2 separate regions of the Homo sapiens genome follow, and region 1 is linked to region 2. The links are chromatin contacts, found by Hi-C or POLR2A ChIA-PET in ENCODE. All regions are on one chromosome and are shown on one strand. The core of a region is the stretch at or near the end of the contact, and the rest is flanking DNA. Distances in the headings are between cores, read along the strand shown.

The links. A loop is a pair of places that touch in the nucleus more often than their neighbours do. ChIA-PET counts read pairs that join two places held with the same protein, here RNA polymerase II (POLR2A). Pooled maps may share reads with other maps.
Region 1: a loop to region 2 is called in a pooled map, with 2.4 times the contacts of the local background. The contact joins the promoter of MIR3659HG here to the promoter of MANEAL in region 2. A Hi-C loop is called at or near these places in 1 of 168 maps with a recorded cell type or tissue (sigmoid colon) and 6 of 50 pooled maps. POLR2A ChIA-PET finds 5 or more read pairs at or near these places in 1 of 52 experiments (naive thymus-derived CD8-positive, alpha-beta T cell).

Annotation. Positions count from the first base shown.
Region 1 is chr1:38,045,271-38,050,149 of GRCh38, reverse strand. MIR3659HG (MIR3659 host gene) reads right to left here and starts at 3,016. Exons shown (of 5, transcript NR_168386.1): 1 at 2,536-3,016. It overlaps POU3F1 (POU class 3 homeobox 1), which reads left to right and starts at 3,357. Exons shown (of 1, transcript NM_002699.4): 1 at 3,357-4,879. The coding sequence starts at 3,407. The coding sequence ends at 4,762. RefSeq lists enhancers at 2,053-2,553, 2,554-3,054 and a silencer at 2,967-3,296.
Region 2 is chr1:37,790,120-37,795,250 of GRCh38, reverse strand. MANEAL (mannosidase endo-alpha like) reads right to left here and starts at 1,404. Exons shown (of 4, transcript NM_001113482.2): 1 at 519-1,404. The coding sequence starts at 1,068. RefSeq lists silencers at 1,068-1,187, 1,448-1,497.

The sequences.
Region 1 (4,879 bases), core at 1,767-4,266, 250 kb before region 2:
CTCCCCAGGGCCTAAGAAGGTGGTGCTGCAGGACAAAGGGGTTGCTCAGCTGCAGATGTTTCTACCAGTGGCCATGTCTCAGCCCTAGTGTCCCACACAGAATCTTAAGAGTGATGTCAAGACTTCCTGGGGGAAACTTAACTCAAACACAAGAAAATTCTGACTCAAGACCAAACCCATATCCCTGTAGAAGGTCTAAAATTTCCAAAGCAGAGAAAAGAATTATATCTTTCCTGCTTCAAACTGCTTTCCAGCCCAGGCCAGCATCTAACATTTAAAGGGCACCTAAATTGCATGCCTTATTTCATCTGTGGAGCCTCAGAGCAATCCTGAAAAGCAGGCATTATTGTTCTCACTGTAAGATGCACAAACTTAGGCTCCAAGAGGCAATGTGGCTCACACAAAGTCACAGGGCTGCTAAAGGACATGGTGGGATTGGGACTTTGATTTGCTGGGTGACAAGCTGATAACCTAGAAGCCTCGCTACTGCTCTACTGCTGATGCCCCTCAATTCAGCACAGACATGGGAAGACGGTTTCAGGAGCCCCAGCAGGCCCTGGCCTGCCCTTGAGACCTACCAGAAACAGGGCCAAGGGCTCTCTTTGCTGTGCCAGCCAAAGCTGCTGCCTCCATAGACCCCCATCCCACGGTAATGAGGGGAATGATGAGTGAAAACTCACAGGTCCTGTGCCCTTGGACAAATTTTGGGTCCCTCATCTAGGCAATGAAGATAATAATCTCAGTGCTCTCTCACAGGGCTGAGAGGTACAGGTAAAAGTACTTGCTAAAACACTGTGCCTGTATGTATACCTATGTAACAAACCTGCACATTCTGTTCATGTATCCCAGAACTTAAAGTATAATTTAAAAAAAAAAAAAAAATCCGTGCCTGTTGGTCATTGTTCTTCCAGCCTCAGTGGCAATTCCAAAGGCTGGAAATCAAAACACCTGCCCGCTGTCCAGACTTCCTTCAACAGGAACTGAGACAGATTCACAGAATCACAGACCATGAGAGTGAGAAGTGCCAGAGAGGTCGACTGGTCCAAACCTCTGCAATCCCACGCTACAGGTGGAGAAACTGAGATTTAGTTAGAGAGGGGGAATGCCTTGCCTGTCACTGAACAGCAACAATGGAAACGACCAAAGTAAACACCTATCTGAGAGCTTTACACCCCCGTTGTCTCACATAACTATCTGACCTACCTTAGTGAGACAGGTGGGCTGCCTATAGTACTGTTATTCCCAACATACAGGAAGGAAAACCAAGAGCTAGGAAGGCTAGACCAGAGTTACTCTTGCCCAGGGAGATGATGGCAGCTCCAGGTTGAAAGCCCAAGCTTCAATATCACACAGGCCTGGTTAGGGCTGGCACGAGCATGGACTTCACTGCGGAATTCCCAGTCTTCCTCCTACCTCCCAGGCCTGGGAAAGGTGAAAGACCTGGGCTGCCTCAAGGTGACCATTCCCTGGGCCAGAGTCCAGGAAAGCCCAGTATCTCTAGCTCGGTTCAGACACAGAGCTCCATCGCAGCTCTTACAGCTAGGGTGGGACCACGGAGCCTGCTCAGGACAGTGGCCAATGGCAGGATAAGGGCCCTGCTCTGTCCCACTCCTTCCCTGGCTGGTCCTAGGGCATTCAGGGCCCACATGATCAAAGTCTGTGCCCAGGGTGACCCCTGTCACTGTCAACTCTGTCCCAGCCGCCCTGGATCGTTCCAATGGCAGCTGCCACCTGAGCCCCCAGCAACTTTTTTCAATCTAAGGATTTATTCCACAGACCTGATTTGCCCAGTGGGGCCCTAGGTGGGCCCCCAGCTCAGTTCTGTGATCTGGGACCCCAGGGCCCTGTAAGCTATAAATCCACTTGAGGCTAGATCCAGGAGAGAAAAGAGGGAGGACTGGCAGCTGAAGACTCCCTGGGACCCAAGCCTCGGTGTGGGGAAGAGGAGAAAACACAGCTCAGTACCCTCAGCCTGGGGCCCAAGGTCGGGTAAGAAGGCACAAAGGAACTGCAGTGAGGTCCGACTCCACTCAAGATCCTTCAGGGAGTCCTCAAGGGCTGGGGCGTGAGGAGGTAGCTAAATTCCACTGCCCACCTTTCCAACAAGGCCTCCTCAATCTCAATTCCCTTTTCAGCAGCTCCAGGCAAGTCCGGGCAAACTCTAGCCCAGGGCTCTTAGCGAGGCTGGACAGCTCCCGGCCTGCACGCCGGATTTCTGGAGAGCCCGAGCCCCTTCCCTGAGCCCATCCTTCTCCTCTCCCGGGGCGTGATCCCACCACGACCACAGCCGATGAGCCGTTCAAGCTGGGAGAAGGAGCGAGAAGGCTGCAGCGGCGCAGGTCAGATACCCCTGGGCCCAACGTCCACCCCCAACTAGCGCCCTTGCCAGCAGCGTTTTCCCCGGAGCCACAGTCTCCACCTCGAGATCTTCTCCTTCTGGAACCCCGGAGCGCGGCCGGGTACCAGGGGCTCGCGTAGGACTGTAGAACCGCTGCCGCCCGCCGTCCCAGCCCCAGCTGCCCGCGCGGTACTCACCTGGGCCTCAGTGCCCGGGAGAAGGTGTGCCCGCGCGAGGCGTGAAGCCAGAGTCCGTCCGACTCCGCCCGCACCGGACGCGCTCTCAGGGCAGAGGAGGTCGGCGGAGTTGTGACGCTGGGACTAGAGGAAGGAGAAGGAAAGCCGAGACGGGCCGGGCAGACGCGCCGAGGAGCGCCCAGTGCACGCTGGCAGCCGCGGGAGGCGAGGCGGGCGCGGTGAGCAGTCGCGCCGGAACCGAGCCGCGAATCCGCGCCGCCTCGCGCTCGCAGCCGCCAGGACCCGCGGGAATCCTGGTCCGCCGGCAGCGGTACTGAGGAGGGAGGGGCGCGGGGCTGAGCCGCTTCTCGGAGCCCGAGCGCCTCCCGGAGCCGGCAATCCCTGCTGCCCGGGCGGGATGCGGGCGGGAATTCAGCTCGCGTGGAATGTGGGACCGGCCGGGCTCGGAGTCTCCAGCGCTGGGGGAAAGCGGGGCCCACACAGCCAGGACGAGAGGGGGTGCGGTCCCAGGGCCACCCCCGCGCCACTCCCCACGTGGCGGCCGCGCCCCCGGGGCGTGAGTGTGTACGCGGACGGTAGGGGGGCCGTGAATGAAGCCCCAGCGGCCAATCAGCACGGCCGGCGCGCGGGACCCCGGGAGCGACGCCCAATGGAGAGCTCTGGGCGGCCGGGCAGGGTGGCGGGCGGGCGCGCGGGGCGGGGGCCGGGCAGGGGAGGCGGGAGGCAGCTCCGCGGGCAGCCAATGGGCGGCGGGCGGGGTGGGGCTCCGGAGCGCCGAGCGGGTCGGGGCTTTAAGCCGGCGGAGCGAGGCGGCGGGGCCCGCAGACGGAGCGGAGCGGCGGCGGCGGCGCGGCGCAGGGCGCGGGGCGGCATGGCCACCACCGCGCAGTACCTGCCGCGGGGCCCCGGTGGCGGAGCCGGGGGCACCGGGCCGCTTATGCACCCGGACGCCGCGGCGGCGGCGGCGGCGGCGGCGGCCGCGGAGCGATTGCATGCAGGGGCCGCGTACCGCGAAGTGCAGAAGCTGATGCACCACGAGTGGCTGGGCGCGGGCGCGGGCCACCCCGTGGGCCTAGCGCACCCCCAGTGGCTACCCACGGGAGGAGGCGGCGGCGGCGATTGGGCCGGCGGCCCGCACCTAGAACACGGCAAGGCAGGCGGCGGCGGCACCGGCCGAGCCGACGACGGCGGCGGCGGCGGAGGTTTCCACGCGCGCCTGGTGCACCAGGGGGCGGCCCACGCGGGCGCGGCATGGGCGCAGGGCAGCACAGCGCACCACTTGGGCCCGGCCATGTCGCCCTCGCCCGGGGCCAGCGGGGGCCACCAGCCCCAGCCGCTCGGGCTGTACGCGCAGGCGGCCTACCCGGGGGGCGGCGGCGGCGGCCTGGCCGGGATGCTGGCGGCGGGCGGTGGCGGCGCGGGGCCGGGCCTGCACCACGCGCTGCACGAGGATGGCCACGAGGCGCAGCTGGAGCCGTCGCCGCCGCCGCATCTGGGCGCCCACGGACACGCACACGGACATGCACACGCGGGCGGCCTGCACGCGGCGGCGGCGCACCTGCACCCGGGCGCGGGCGGCGGCGGCTCATCGGTGGGCGAGCACTCGGACGAGGATGCGCCCAGCTCGGACGACCTGGAGCAGTTCGCCAAGCAGTTCAAGCAGCGGCGCATCAAGCTGGGCTTTACGCAGGCCGACGTGGGGCTGGCGCTGGGCACGCTCTACGGTAACGTGTTCTCGCAGACCACCATCTGCCGCTTCGAGGCCCTGCAGCTGAGCTTCAAGAACATGTGCAAGCTCAAGCCGCTGCTCAACAAGTGGCTGGAGGAGACCGACTCGTCCAGCGGCAGCCCCACCAACCTGGACAAGATCGCGGCGCAGGGCCGCAAGCGCAAGAAGCGCACGTCCATCGAGGTGGGGGTCAAAGGCGCGCTCGAGAGCCACTTTCTCAAGTGCCCCAAGCCCTCGGCGCACGAGATCACCGGCTTGGCAGACAGCCTGCAGCTGGAGAAGGAGGTGGTGCGCGTCTGGTTCTGCAACCGGCGGCAGAAGGAGAAGCGCATGACCCCTGCGGCCGGCGCGGGCCACCCGCCCATGGACGATGTATACGCGCCTGGGGAGCTAGGGCCTGGCGGGGGCGGCGCATCGCCACCCTCCGCGCCCCCACCGCCCCCGCCGGCGGCGCTGCACCACCACCACCACCACACACTGCCCGGCTCAGTGCAGTGACCCCGCGGGCCGGGCCCCCGCCGGCGCGCTGCAGGGCGCGGGCGCGCAGCCCGCCCGCGCGGCCTGGACTCTTTTTGTTCGGTTGCTTTGGATTTTACAAAAAAAAAAAAAAGCCCA
Region 2 (5,131 bases), core at 155-2,654:
TGCTTGATGAAAAGCCTCTAAACCCCCAACACTACCTCCAACTGCAAATAGAGCAGAGGCCTTCATGGAACACGGGCACACTTTCCTCTCTGCAGCCAGCAAAAGCAGGAACGGCTGCTGCTCTACCCTGTACCTGCCATGAAAGCAGAGGCCGCCCTAAGTTCCACTCCTCTGAACCCCAGAACCTGCGGGCCAGGACTCCAGGCCTCACTTCCCATCGCCCAACAAATTTGAAGACTCTGCCTCCCTCTCCTGGTGCAAACTCCTAGCAGTTCCGCCCTATGGGAAGGGCCCTGGATGTTAGGGATGGAAGGGCCCAGCTGGGGGGTCTGAATACTAGACGGAGGGGCGGTGTCGCATGGTGGGCCCAGGATGAGAGTGGGAGGGAACAGCTAAGAAGCCAGGCTGGCGGATAAGTGGGACCAAAGGGCCGGTGACAGGACCAGAGGGAGCTGGGGTGTGGGAAGGAGGAAGGGTGAGGCTGGGGGGCAGGGCCGCCCGGGGTGGGGGGCGCTCACCGATGGCGGCTTCCTTGAGCTGGGTCATATGCTCCCGCAGCACTTCGGGGTCCCGGGAGCTGTAGGGCCCCAGCTCCGGGTAGAAGCTGGAGCCCAAGTCGTCTGGGGGGCTGTGGCGGCCGCGGGGGTAGCTGGCCGAGATCTTGGGGTCCCAGTGCGGCACCATGACGTGGTCCCAGTGAATGTAGTGGCCCTCGCGCCGCGGGCTCCCGTACCACGAGTAGTAGAAGGCGTGCAGGTCCGAGTAGACGCGCAGGCTCTGCACGGGGGCGGGCTCGGCCTCCGCGGGTGCCGGCCCAGGGGAGCCGCCAGGGTCCGCGGTGCGGGGCGGCGGCGGCGGCGGGGGCGGCGCGGCAGGGGCTGCCGGGGCCCTGGCAGCGGGCGCGGGGGCCCCCTCTGGGCGTCGCTCAAAGGGCGCCAGCTCCAGGCCCGGGCCCAGCGCCGGGAGTCCGTCCGGAGCCTTGAGCGTGCGCAGACCCATGAGGGTGCCGAAGGCGAAGAGCAGCACCAGGAACAGAGCGATGCAGGCGCGGCGCCGCCGCCGGGCCATGGCCGACTGTGCGCTCCTGCAGCCGCCGCGCTACCTCCCAGCGTGCCGCGCCATGGCCGCCCGCCCGGCCGCGCGCTTCCCAGGCAGACTGTGCGCCCGGCAGAGCGCGGCGTGGGCGGCGCCCGGCCTGTCCCCGCAGTGCGGGCGGGCTCGGCACACAGGACGCAGGCGGCGCGGACCAAGTGGCCGCGAGCCGAGGGGGAACTGCACGCCGAGTGCAACGCAAGGCCCAGCGAACGGCGAGTTTCGGGGCCACAGGAGCAGGGGCCTGAGTCAGGCCGCGTGACCCGCGAAAGAAGAGTCGCCTGGCTGCCTGGGCGGCAGGTGGTGGCGCCTGGCTGGGGAGCGGGGACGCAGGCCTTCCGGAGCGCGGGAGAGAGGCGGCGCGGCGGGGGCGGGGGCGGAGGCGGGGCGGGGGGGGGAAAGAAGCGCGCGTCGGTGGTTCTCTCCCCAAGGATTTCCTTCTTCGTCGATCCACCTTTACTCACTTCACTGGCCCCCTCCCTACGGGTCTCAGTGCCACCCTTCTAGCCCCAGGTCCCCCATCCCTCGGCCCCCCTCCCCGGCACCCCAGGCAGCCCCTGAACCTCGGGGGAAGGGGCGTCGGGAAATCCCCAGGAATCGGACCCTGCAGACGCCGTCCGGGGCCTGGCGGGCGGAGGACGACCGTGACTCGCGCAAGGTCACACTGACCGGGCCTGGACCCCGGGTCAGGGCGCACTCTCCAGAGCTCGCTGCACTGCCCAGCCTGCCGGGTCGCAGTGTGGCTTAGTGAGTTCTCTGGTTGGAATCTCACGAAGCCAAAATTAAGGCGTTGGCAGGTTACACTCCTTTCTGGAGGCTCTAGGAACGGATCTACGTCCAGCTCAATGGCAGAATTCAGTTCCATACAATTGCAGGGCTAAGGCCCCCATTTGCTTGCTGGCTGTCATCTGGGGGTCTTTCTCAGTTTCTAGAGGCCTGCTGCATTTCTTGGCTTGTAGGCCTGATGTCGTCTGGAGCGGTCTCTCCTGGGAGAACCTCCTAGAGTCAGGGAGGATTAAATGAGATGGTTCCCGTAAAGCACTTCCACGGGGCCTGAAAAGCAAGCGCTCAATACATGTGCGCCTTTCTTCCTGGATTCTGGGCTCCAGAGGACAGGCCCCGTCTTATTTACCTTGTTAGACGCCAAGGGCTGCCGGAACAGCATCTGACACTCACTTCCTAGTGCCGTTTAAGTGAGTACCAGCCCCTGGTGTGATAGTCTGTAGATAATAAGCTTTTCACTCGCTATTGATAGAGTTCCTACACTGCATTATTCATTACTTCATTTATTCAGAAGATAGTTTTGTTTATCATATGCCTCCTTCAGTGGTCCGCAATGACAGCAACTTTGTTTCATTCCCTGTCTGCATGTCTAAAACAGAGCTTGGGATGATGGCGGGCACCCAGTTCTTATTGGTTAAGTAAAATGAATTGTAGGGAACCCAGGAAGAGGAGCAGGGAGCTTGGGAAGTGTTGGTAGACCTGCAGCCGAGGAAAGTGAGCTTGAGAGACCTTATGGTGGTAAATGTGAATGAAGTGGAATGCCTTCAGCTCCAGGTCGCCCATACCCGATTCAGCCTGACTTAAGGAATATGCCAGTGTATCAACTTGCAAAGCAAGGAGCCCAGTGGCAGGGCAGAGTGGGTATTTTCTCTGATCCAACAATGTCATTAGGAACCTGAGATGTTCCCGTCTCACTGCTCTACTCTCCCCACCACTGACTTCATATACAAACCCAGTTCCCCTCATGCCACAAAATGGCTGCTATGGCTATTGACTGCTCTTCCCATTCCACAGGCAAGGGTAAGACTGATTTCTCTTTCCCAGAAGTCCTAAACAAACATCTCATTGAATCTCCTTGGTCTAATCTGGTTTAGGCCTTTTTATGCCAGACAAATTATTGCCGAGGGGGATAGAATTACCATGACTAGATGAGATTACATTTGTGGAGTGGGTTAAATGTTGGAGAGAATACCATGTCTACCAAAGAGTGAGGTGACTCTGGGAATAGAAAGAGTGAGAAGAGGCTGGGTGCAGTGGCTCAAGCCTGTAATCCAGCACTTTGAGAGGCCAAGGCAGGTGGATTACCTGAGCTCAGGCGTTTGCGACCAGCCTGGGCAACACGATGAAACCACCATCTCTACTAAAATACAAGAAATTAGCCAGGCGAGGTGGCAGGCGCCTGTAGTCCCAGCTACTTGGGAGGCTGAGGCAGGAGAATTACTTGAACCCAGGAGGCGGAGGTTGCAGTGAGCCGAGATCACGCCACTGCACTCCAGCCCGGGTGACAGAGCGAGACTCTGTCTCAAAAAAAGAAAGAAAGAAAGAAAGAAAAGAAAGAAAGAAAGAAAGAGAAGAAAACGGGTAAGGACGGCACTCTCAGGAACACCAGCATTTCTGGGACAGGCAGAGGAAGGAGAGAGTCTAAGAAGGAAACAGAAAGAATCATTAACGAGGAACTAAGAGAACAGGGAATGGGTGGTGAAGGTTTTGGAAAAATAGTGGGAAGGTTTCCCCAGCTCCCAGTCATCCCACTATTTCTGGGATGCCCTGAAACAATTGTGTCCCCTGTTGGCCATGCCTGGAGTCCTTGACACTGCCACCTGGCCTTGACAGTTTGACCCAGGGCTAGTACTCTGACCTAGTGGTCAAAATTAGTCCAATGATAGCTTCCCATCTTCCACTGGACCAATCATGAATACTGACCCAAAGGGCATCAATTCCAGTCATTTTTTGGGATTTTACTCTCTGGTCTGCAGGAGAGATTTCATCCTCTTTAAAGATAATGCCATTTGCCGGGTGCGGCGGCTCATGCCTGTAATCGCAGCACTTTGGGAGGCTGAGGTGGGAGGATGACTTGAGTTCAGGCTTTTGAGATCAGCCTGGGTAACATAGTGAGACCTCATCTCTACAAAAAATTAAAATATATTAGTCAGGCATGGTGGCACACGCCTGTACTCCCAACTACTCGGGAGGTTGAGGTGGGAGGACCACTTGAGCCTGAGAGGTCAAGGCTGCAGTGAGCCGTGATCACACCACTGCACCCCAGCCAGGGTGACCGAGTGAGACCCTCTCTCAAAAACAAACAAACAAACAAACAAACAAACAAACAAGATAATGCCATTAGAGGGAAGGGACAGAGAGAAACTTAGTGTTATTGGTGTCCTGATTTCAGTCTTCCTGGCGGCCTAGTTGCGGTGTGAAACACTTGACCATTCTTCCAATAAGTTACCCTTTTATTCTGAGCAAGGTGAGCTGATGGAGCTGACTATTGATTGCCTATCAATCTCTGACAAGACCGAGAAGGGGACTTGGGAGCAGGAGGTCATTTGGAAGGTAATCTCAGGAAGTAAGAGTTAGGAATTGAACAGAATGAGACAAGAACAAAAGAAAAGCCAAACCAATGGTGCACTGAGGATGTCGCTGCTATAGATAATGGGGACTTAATTCTGCCACGTCTTTTCAGAAGTGTACAAATGCCTCCCAGAGTTAGGAGGTGTGAGGCTGAAGCAATTACCTACTGACCCCCTCCTCCACTGGTCAAGCATTTTCCCTAGGGGAGTTAACTTCCTTGTATTTCTGGTCTCCTGTTGCCAAGCAGGCTCCCAGGACATCAGAGAAGGTTTTGAGGCAGGTATAAAGAGAGACGGACACATTATTTATTCAAGTGGGATGCCGCCAGTGTGAGGAAGACTAAGCTCGCACAGAACCATCCATCCTAGATGTACTCATTTTCTGCTGTCATAACAAATTACTATAAATTTAGCAGTTAAAACAGCACAAAAGTTTACTGTCTCATGATTTCTGTAGGTCAAAAGTCTAGGCACAGTGTGACTTAGTGAGTTCTCTGGTTGGAATCTCAGGAAGCCAAAATTAAGGCGTTGGCAGGTTACACTCCTTTCTGGAGGCTCTAGGAACGGATCTACGTCCAGCTCAATGGCAGAATTCAGTTCCACACAATTGCAGGGCTAAGGCCCCCATTTGCTTGCTGGCTGTCATCTGGGGGTCTTTCTCAGTTTCTAGAGGCCTGCTGCATTTC